Linked DNA regions of Homo sapiens: region 1 is linked to region 2. The links are chromatin contacts, found by Hi-C or POLR2A ChIA-PET in ENCODE. All regions are on one chromosome and are shown on one strand. The core of a region is the stretch at or near the end of the contact, and the rest is flanking DNA. Distances in the headings are between cores, read along the strand shown. Region 1 overlaps LDLRAD4 (low density lipoprotein receptor class A domain containing 4). Region 2 overlaps LDLRAD4 (low density lipoprotein receptor class A domain containing 4).

Region 1 (5,144 bases), core at 2,000-4,499, 280 kb after region 2:
GTGAAATGCGTGGTCCACTTTAAGTTGCTTATTATAATACTGAAAACTTGGACTGACATTAACCAGTGCCAACAATAGGGACTTGGTTAAAGAAATTACAGAAGGAAATTCACTCTATACTGTTCAGTGGAAAACAATCAGTGAGAAGCATTTGCTCATATATGCAAAAGGGTGTGCACACTTGGGTGTGTGTACCGAGATTACTGGAAGAACAGTGTGAAGAGTGGTCTCCTCAGGTGGTGGGAGTCCCAGCTTCCTTTGTGAGACATGAGCATGTGGAGACTAGAACTGGTCTTTCTCATAGAAAGACTGTTGGTTCTGGTGTTCTGCACTCTGCACGTTTCTACTAATAATTAAAATACTTACTGCCTCTGAGATGCCTCCGGACACCCTTCTGAATCACAGTGTTCAGAAATGCTCTCTAAATCAGGAAGGTGTGGATGACCTTTGGACCTTCCCTGGTGTGAGGAGTTTAGCACACTGAGAGTAATATATGAAAAAGACCGCCAGGCGTGGTGGCTCACACTTGTGATCCCAGCACTTTGGGAGACCAAGCCAGGAGGATAGCTTAAAGCCAGGAGGATAGCTTAAGGCCAGAAGTTCGAGACCAGCCTGGACAACATAGTGAGATGTTGTCTCTACAAATATAGCCCAAAAAAATTAGTGGGGTGTGGTGGTACATGTCTATGGTCCCAGCTACTGGGGAGGCTGGGGTGGGAGGATCCCTTGAGCCCAGGAGTTGAAGGTTGCAGTGAGCTGTGATCATGCCACCGCACTCCAGCCCTGGCAACAGAGTAAGACCCTGATTCTAAAAAAGGAAAAAGGTCACTCTCTACTCAAGTTCTACTTATATAACAGCAATGCAGCTCTCTTCATAAAGCTGGCTGTTGTGTAGTTTATGTTGGGGAATCAGTTCATGGTTTAAAAAGTTCTGTCAATGCAGAGAACAAGCCGGTGTGTTTTATGGAGAGGCTGTTTAATCTCCACTGTGAGACAGTAAATATTTGGCTGTTGCATCATCGTGAAGCTTATGATCACAGTCTGGCGCCATCTCCCTCCTTGCCTGGAGTCTGATCTGTCCCGGCCCAGTGTCCTCCAGGACCCTGGCCCCTCATGCCTCCGTGCTTGCGCGTGTGCCATTTCCTCTCTCCAGAGGACCTTTCCTGCCTAGGACTCATGATTGTCCCCTCCCTGGTAAGCCATCCCCGACCTTCCAGGCAGAACCTGCTGGCTTCTCCTCAGCACTTTGCATGGATTTCTGTCACAGTCCTGGGTGCACTGTGTCGCCCTCTCTATGTGTCAGCCTCCCGTCCCCTACCGTGGGCTCCTCCAGGGAGGTGTGGACATTCATCCTCTTCCAGGCAGCCCTCAGGAATCCAGGGAGAAGATAAGGAGGCGGGGCGGGCGGAGGTGGGTGCTCCACACACTCAGAACACTTTCCTCTGCACTTACTTCATTCTGGTTTTTCTTTTGGGTCCTTGGTGTTTTTAAATAAACCCTTTCCTGTAGTTTGCTCCCCTTCCATGGAGGGCTGTTTCGAGCACAGATCTGCTGGGTGTCTGTATTTACAAAGAGAAGGGGCCACTCGTGTGTGAGCAGCACCGAGGGACAGAGGTACCTTGCCTGCTTGTGTCCCCTCCAAGTCCTTCTGATATTTTCCTTTCCAGCTGTTGCCTAGTTTCCTGGTATTAAGGAGAATCAACTCTCTGGATAAACGTGGTAAATATGGCCCATAGTCCCATCTTTTTACAGGCATTTTTTACACCTGGAGCAGCCAGAGGACGCATGCATGGCTCTTCGGAAGGTAATTTAGGGATCACCCATGTAAGTTTCCTAAGGATTTCTTTAACATGGTTCTTCTGATTCAGTCCGGCCAATTAAATCTAAATCCACCCCTGAAAGCCATCTGGTGTGGATAACAAGCCCACAAATGAGCAGTCAGCTTTTTGTGCCCTTTAGGGCCTGGGACAACCACGGGATCTAAAAGGGGCTGGAACTAGAGGTCTTGAGCTCCTGTTCCTAAAATCATCTTCATCCTATATCTGCAGCCTTCTCCTGCCACGGCATGCACCCACACATGCGAGCCTCCCGGGTACTGTCATCCTGAATTCTGAGACCATCCAGCACTTCCTTTAGTTTTGCCCTGGTGCTGTTGACTTTTGTTTACTGAAGAGTGTGCTGGAGGCAGGACAAGGGACATGGAAGGCTGCAATTTAAGAGTCTAAAAGGTTTTAGAATCCTGAAGGAGGTTTAACAAGCTGAATTGAAGAATAATACCTTTCTCAACTGGAGAGAATTTACATGATTGCATTATTGTTAAAATTAACATCTCATCTATTAAAAGCATTTGTAGATTATCTTTGTACCTTCACTTTCTTTGTCTGCCTTACATTAGGTCTCAGAGGTAGATTGGTGGAGTCACCTGGAGTTTGTTGGTGACTTGGGGTTTGGCTGGCCTGTGGAGTCAGCCAGACTCTAGCTCTGATCCAGATTCTGCCCTTTATCTCCTCTGTGCCCTTGGGAAAGTCAGTGAAACTTTCTGAGCCACAGTTTCTCCAATAAGGAAAAACGACCGCCAACGGGGCTACCTGTTGAGCCCTACCTCCAACAGGGCTGCTGGGAGGATTAGCCAAAGAGATGTCTGTGAGGGAAACCAGCACAGACTCTGGCATGGAGTATGTACCCGGGGATACCAGGACGAGGCCTGCCCCGAACGTGCAGGCCCACATACGTGCATACGTGTGGACGTGCACATGCATGCACACAGTGTGCACACAGGGTGAGGCACCGTGAAGCTGAGGCCGCACTTCTGGGCTTTCAGCCTTGGCATTGTGGTTTCCATCGCTGGGCCTGCTATGAAGCCACGCTGCTTTTCAGAAATACCTTCAGAAATGAGATTGGGAAACTTTAGTGAAAAACGTGTTGATTGCCTGAGGCACTGCTCTGCCTCCGGGCTGTTTTCCTGGAGTGTGATTTCCCCGTCAGAGTGCTGCAGTGGGCCAGGGACTTGTCTAGGGTGCCATGGAGGCACAACTGTTGATTATGTTAATAGGATAAACAAACCTTCTTTGACACCATAAATAGCAGACGCTGTGCTTTCCTCCCCACCTCCTGGGCAGGGAAAATATTTGAAGCTGGAAGGAATTGAGCCCTGAGCTTAATACAGTTACAGACCCAGAAAGAAAACAAAGATGGGTACAAAGATGTGTTTTCAGGAGACAGAAAATTGTGAAATCAACCCATCAGTCGGCCCAGGACTGGCTCACCTTGAGTGGCTCCTGGTACAGTGACTGCTGTGGATGGCAGCCTGCATGGTGGATGGGAAAGCGGAGTTCGTGTGGGAGACAGAGCTCTCGCGAAGCTGTGCTGTTTTCTCTTAAGTAGGCTAGAATGGAGGACAACTTACAGGTAGACCTAACTGCAACCTGTTGACAGTGAAGCTAAAGTCCGAACACACCCGTCACCTTTCAGAGGACAGACAGAAGCCATCTTTATAATAGTGATTTTGCACAGACCAAGGAGAGGCTAGGTCCAACCGTTTCAGCTGCCGCCAGGAAAAAGGGTCCAACTCCCTGGAGCACATCAGAAGGTTAGACGTCATGGCAGGTGATGGTTTGTCTTTTTTTTTTTTTTTTTTTTTTAATGTGCTCCTTTTATTTTCCAAATTTTCTAAAATGAACAAGTATTACTTTTATAATTGAAAGTATTATTAGAGAAAACATACATTAAACTTTCTTAGAATGTAAACATCCACTGTGTGAAGTCAGTCCCAAAGTTTTAACGGCCACGCAATCTAGCCTTATCCAGTGGTGCTCCCCAGAAGGTCCTCAGCTGAGAGAGTGGGGTGGTGTTAGTGGCCTCCTCTTGATGGCCCAGCTGATTGCAGGGGATCTCTGGGATGCTGCTGATGGAGTACCTGGGAAGATGGCTCCAGGACTCTGAAGGGCTGCGTGTTTTTGATCTTGCTCCCCGAGCCCCAGCCTCTTTGACCACATCATTGAGCTGCGCACGTTCAGGGCAGACGCCTGGAACTGGAGAACTCTAGGGAAGCAAAGGGGACTCCTCGGGGACTCTGATCTTTATGTCCAAGTTATATATCAACGAATCCTTTTGGCAACACCAAAATGTATGGTGAGCCCTTAGTTAAAGTGTGGGAAAACATGAAAATGATCAAATATGAAGTTTGCAGATTAAGACCAATTCAATGGCCCTCCATTGACCAGCGAGAGAATCATCCTGTGTCATCTTGTCTTGTCCTGCTGGGATCCACTAATGGCTTTCTCCTTTATGGAGTCCTGTGCTGAGGCCAGCAGTAGCTCTGGTTACTCTTCCACACACACACCTTCTTCTAGCAGCCGGCCATGAGCAGTGCGGTTTCTTAGCTGCAAACAAGCTGCGGGAACTGAGGAGGGTGGGAAACTGGCGGGGCAGGAAAGAGACAGGAGATGTTATGGAGCCAAGCAAGCTAATTTATGACACCAAGCATACTCAGTGCCTGCTGTGCACAGGTCACAGTGGGGTGGAGCCTTCCAGGGGTGGAACATGTAACCACAGCTCAAAAGTCAGGGAAAGCCAATGGGGCAGGATGGAGGCTGGGAAGGACCCAACAGGTGAGAGTCAGTGGGCTTCATTTGGGAAGTCATAGTCACAGAGCTGTCCTCAATCCTAAGCCAAGAGGGAGTTTCTTAGCAGCAGCAGTGAAGGATAGGGTCGGGATGCAGTGTTCATAACTGTGGGATCACAGGCCCATTACCTTCCCCCTCTGGACCTAAGTTCCCTACCTGTGAAGTGAGAGCCTGAGGCTGTTCGGGATTAGGGCAGATGGTTTAGCCCCTGCTTGGTGGGGAGTGGGTGGTAAAAGTCAACAACAGTTGAGGCAGGGGACTGGGTTTATGTTCACAGATGGAGAGATGGGTGCATTCAGCCTGGACCCAATGGCTGTCACTCATCAAGTGGAAGGTCAAGGGGTAAGGGAGGGGAGTTCAGTGAAGCAGCTCTGCCGGGGAACCAGCAGGCCAACTCCACCACTAACTGCTGCTCGGGAGTAATTTGTCTAACTGAAGTGGCTCAACAATAAAAGATTGAAGATGGCCTCCCCTCCCCCCTCCCCTCTTGCTTGCCTGACAGAGTCTTGCCCTGTTGCC
Region 2 (4,990 bases), core at 540-3,039:
GCAAGCCCAGCACCGCAGTCCTGGCCAGACCCGTGGGCAGATCCCTGGAGTCCTGTCCCCACACTACCCTTGGAGCTGCCTTCCGAGTGTAAGTTACAGTTTCAGTCACAGCCTCAGAGGTGGCAAGTCACTGACTAGGAAGAGAGTTGAAATGAACAGAATTCTGAGTAAGAGTAATACTAAGAGTTACAATTTTATGTTCCAGTGAGGTAGAAAATCTTTTACGTCGACTGAAGGCTAGATCTCCTTTCATGTGGAATCTCTTTGTGAAAGAACAGCATTTTCTGAGTTCACGCCTAGGTCTTGGTTAGAATCAACAGGGTAATGGTGGCAAGGGAGAGGTTTGTGAAAATATTCTCAGACTGCACTTGTGAATTATGAATGCGACTGCTAACATTGCTTTAGCAGTTCAGTGACACCTATCTTTGCAAAATGTACTTTCACTTGTAAGGGCCAAATAATTCTAATAGAAACATTTTTTGGTATGTAATTATGTAGATGTAGAGTGATACACTTTTTTTTTGCTGTGCACTTAAAAATTATCAAAGTAATGTTTGGAACGTCTGGAAACTCTACTTCTGATCACTGGTCAGTTTCACGCGTGTGTGTGTCTGTGTTGTATTGTTTTTAGTGTGTGCACACAGGCCTGCAGCCTTAGCAGTTACTGGAAGAGTGGTCTATCTCATTTATTTTAAAACCAGCATCACCCGTTCCACCTGTCACATGTGGTGGTGGAATTTGAGAAGAACGGGGACAGTTTGATCAGGATAGTGAAGCTGCCCAGGGGCATAGCCTGTGAATGCTAATTCACTTTCTGTAAACAACCTCTGCAGTGTTTGGTGTTTGCATGTATGAGATCAGCCGTCAGTTTTCGCTCAGATCCAGCTCCTGCTGCTGTCTAACTGAGATGAGCAAGCCTCACTTCAGACGTCGTGTGTAACCCAGCTACTTCATTTGTTCATTCTCATCTTTTGCTTTTCTGGAAGGTTTCAGCCAGAGGCTGGGGCCCCGCATTCTGGCTGGCTGATTGGAAATCACGCACATGTAAGGATTGTCCAGCAGCTTTCCTGGGGCCCCTGGTGACAGCTTGCATGCCATGAGAACTGGCACAGACTGTGAGTCACCCACTGTCCTTCCTGAGCTTTGACTTAAGGTAACATGGGCAGACCAATGCATTGTTTCTTTTTCTTTTAAAACAATTTTTTAGAGATGAGGCTTCACTATGTTGCCCAGGCTAGACTTGAACTCCTCACTTCAAGCGATCCTCCCACCTCCCCTCTGTAGTAGCTGGGACGACAACTACTACCCCCAGTGCACCTGGCTTGACACATTCTTTTTAGTCTTTTGAAACTCTTGTACTTTCCAAGATGTGCCTGGAGAGATATTTTCCTCTTAAGTTTAAGACTATAGTTTTCTACTGATTTCCTTTGTTTTCCTGTCCCAGGGCAGAATATTTTGTTCCTGTCGATGGACTGCAGATGGTGCCCACTCCGCCTCCCCTGCCAGTCTGTCCTGGACTCTCTATCCGTTTTCCTTAGTCTCAGTTCCTCCTTTACCCTCCTCCCCCCTCGGCTTGACTCTTCTCCCTGCTTCCCTCCCCTGTTGGGATTCTGGCCTAGTGGGAGATGGTTTCATCTGAGCATCTGAAAATATGGGGCTTCTTGGTCTTTATATGCACATCTGAGCATGCTACTGAAGGCAGAGGAAGGGAGATCTCTTAGGGAGTCAGCACATGCAAAATGCTGTGCCTTCAGACTGCCTCTGCTACCTCTTACAAGGAGCCTCACACCGCAGGCTGCCCTTTAGCTGTTCCCTTGGAATGCAGCCTTGTTAAGTCACTGCCAGCGTTTCCCCTCTTGGCGTCCCTTTCTCTTACCTAAGTTGTTAACTCCAGACTTCGCTGCTTTCTTAAAGGCTAAAGTAATGGGCAGAGTAAAACCCTGAAATGTTTAGAAGCTATGCAGTATTATATTGTAAACCTGTAAAAATTCTTAACAAAGTTAGTGGCTTGGAAAGATTTTCATGAGAACTTCAGCTAAAAGGCAGTAAAGTAAATGCCTTAAAATAACTAAACTTTGGCTTATAACAAGGCCATTGTTTGGCAGTGTCCACTTTTTAAAGACTTTCCAGAACTTGGAGGAGGAAATGATCCTGAGACAAAGTAGTGATTTAAAAAATGAAGACAGTAAATTAACATTGACATTATTCGCCAACAATTGATTTCTTGTCTTCCAACTTTTTACCCTGCATTCTGAATAAATTGGACCATGTGAGGAACTAGAAGATTAACTTTAGGGTTTTTGTTTGATTGAAATTGGTTTTGCAGAAGTGGAAATTTGGCAGCATGTATGGAAACCAGTAAATCAGTTTACAGTGTTCTGTGCTTCTTAGTTTATGAAACCCACAAGAATGAGGAAAGGCTGCATGTCTTTGAATGCGAGAGGGCTGAACTAATGTAGGGTTTGCCTTTTCTGGAAGTTTATTTTTACCCTTATTAATTTAGTAGCTTGTAGAGCAGCATGTCCAAACTTTAACTAGTTAATAGTGGCTCCCAAGCTGAGCAAGATTTCAATGCCAATGGTTATTTTTCAGTGGTCTCATAGAGAAAATACTGGGAAATATTCTAAGAATGGTGTAAAATGAAGAGGAACTTGGTAATTTTTTAAAACACTGGCTCAATGAAATGTAAGCAGCTGGCTTACACACAGTGACAATCTTTACAATCAGATATTGTGCTCTGAACTAGTGCTCTGATGAGGTAGTAGAAGCATGTCTCTATTTTCAATTAAAATGATCCGTTAATGTGGGAATATTTGGAGCATCTGTGTCTTTTCAAATGAACCGGGGTAGATGATCTTTTTTTTTTTTTCCTGAGGGGAAGCCCATTTGCGTGGTGGCTTCTGCTGGTAGCATCCGTGCCTGTTTCCCAGCCTGCTGGGGCCCTAGCGAGCTGTCCGACGTCATGTGCTCACACTTGGAGTCAGTCTGAGTCGGCAGTGTGGGAGTTCCTTCCAGAGAGATGTGTTCTTTTCATCTTGAATGGTTCATAGGTTTCTGCAGCAGGCATGGTCTCATTCTCAAACTCAGTGTCCTCACAGCCTTCTTCGACCCCTTCCTCCTGGTATCCCCTTGGATGTTCTGTCCTCCATCCTCCCATGTGGCCCTGTCCGTCACCTGACATCCATGTTAACATGCTTATGGGTATCACTCGAATAGCTGCCTTCACAGCAGGCTCTTGCTGCTGTGGATTTGAACAAGTATTTGTAGAGGAGTCAAGGCAGGCTACCTTGATCTGCAAACACACCAGGGCTGTCTAGAGCCGTGTCACTGGACCGCTGTGCTGGTGTCTCCTGGGGGCTTGCTAGAAATGTGGAGGCTGGGCATGGTGGCTCACATCTGACATCTTAGCACTTTGAGAGGCCAAGGTGGGATGATCTCTTGATCCCAGGAGTTTGAGACCAGGCTGGGCAACACAGCAAGATCCTGATTGTACAAAAATTTTAAAAATTAGCTGGGCCTGGTGGCGTGCCTACCTGTGATCACAGCTGCATGGGAGGCTGAGGTGGGAGGATCACTTGCACCCAGGAAGCAGAGCCTGCTATGAGCTGTGATGGCTTCACTGTAATCTAGCCTGGGTGACTCTGTCTCTTAAAAAAAAAAAAAGAAAAGGAAAAAAAGAAAAGGAAATGTAGAACCTTGGGGCTCACTACAGATGTGTAGAGTCTGAATTGGCCGGGTCGAGAGGGCAAAGTATGCTCGTTCCAGGCCTATTTGCATTACCGCGTACAAGTGTATCACAGCACTGGAAGCCAAGGCAAAGGTACTTTAGCAGTAGAATGTGTTTTCATTAAGTTATTTCAGAGTACTGGATCCAGGACTTTATTTGCAAAGTTTATGCGTAGATGATACAGATGGGGTGAGTTCTGTTTGGCTAGAGCGGAATGCAGTTAGCTGCTTTCTGCTTTCTGGACCCTGCATGGTTGTGCTGCGAGGGATCCTTCCTCAGGGCGTCGGCAGGTTCCACTGGGAGGCTAGAACTCTGCAGGAGCGGAGACCACAGCCAGCACTAAAGAAGTGATCTCTGACAGAAGGGAAGAGAAAATGTATTTCAAATAATGAGACTAAGTATTGTTTTTAGAAATTAAAAAGTTATACATGTGATATGTATGTGTGTGTGTATTTAAATACCACAACCCAGAGTGTGTTTGTGTACATATGTATTTGGATATTATCTGTGTATATATGCATACATGTGTACATATTGCATTTGAAATGTGTGAAAGTACACAGTGACTACTACTATGGGGGATTTACAGAGGAAAGATCAAACATAGTTTAATGGAGGAGAACGACCAATAATATATGTTTATTATTGGCTCAGTTTACCTAAACAACAACTAAACACATACACCAGTGAGCAGTAAACATTTTGCCATTCAGAAATGCTGGGAAATAGGGTGTCATGATTTTTAAACCATTCTAGTTAATATAGAACTGTCCTATTATACCATTGACACTTAAATAATGAGACTCTAATGAGGGTTAGCTAAGACTCAAGTGACTGTAACCAAAATGATTTCTTGCTGCTGATGTAGACGACTGTAGGATCGTCCATTTCTTTGGCATCGTGACGTTAGGCGTTCAGTGCCTGTGTGAAAGCGAAGGGTGGAGAGGGACCCTCTGAGCCTGTAGAAGGCCCATTTCCCAATTCCCACTGGGGGGCTTCCAGCGCACTTTCTGGGTACTTAGTTCACGAGGTCTTTTTGAGTCTGCCGAAGGAGATCTTAGCTACCAATGAAGACCAAAGAGTCCGGGTCGAAGGCCTCTTCTCAGTGTTCTTCCCCTTGTGATGTCCTCAGCATCTGACACAGGGCCTGGCATGTTCACTATCTGATAAGCCCCTGTTGCGTGAAGTCCTTGAATGCCGATAGCGTTCCCTGAGGTTGGCCTTGTCCTGTCTTCCTGTAGATGGCTCTGGAATTTTTGACGC

Evidence for each region. A loop is a pair of places that touch in the nucleus more often than their neighbours do. ChIA-PET counts read pairs that join two places held with the same protein, here RNA polymerase II (POLR2A). Pooled maps may share reads with other maps.
Region 1: a map of sigmoid colon shows a loop between it and region 2 (5-fold over the local background). The contact joins two enhancer-like sites. A Hi-C loop is called at or near these places in 4 of 168 maps with a recorded cell type or tissue (CD8-positive, alpha-beta T cell, chondrocyte, naive thymus-derived CD4-positive, alpha-beta T cell and 1 more), 1 of 37 single-sample maps with no recorded cell type and 5 of 50 pooled maps. POLR2A ChIA-PET finds 5 or more read pairs at or near these places in 2 of 52 experiments (Panc1 and T-cell).

What each region holds. Positions count from the first base shown.
Region 1 is chr18:13,541,267-13,546,410 of GRCh38, forward strand. The region is part of intron 4 of LDLRAD4 (low density lipoprotein receptor class A domain containing 4); the gene reads left to right. Among named protein-coding and RNA genes, the nearest start is that of MIR4526, 67 kb to the right of the region's middle. RefSeq lists enhancers at 622-1,145, 1,146-1,667. Within about 2 kb of position 3,250, at least 2 of the 41 ENCODE cell types and tissues checked have a DNase peak (open chromatin) inside an H3K27ac peak, as active enhancers do.
Region 2 is chr18:13,266,707-13,271,696 of GRCh38, forward strand. All of the region lies in intron 1 of LDLRAD4 (low density lipoprotein receptor class A domain containing 4), which reads left to right. Among named protein-coding and RNA genes, the nearest start is that of C18orf15, 30 kb to the left of the region's middle. RefSeq lists a silencer at 1,664-1,958. Within about 2 kb of position 1,790, at least 13 of the 41 ENCODE cell types and tissues checked have a DNase peak (open chromatin) inside an H3K27ac peak, as active enhancers do.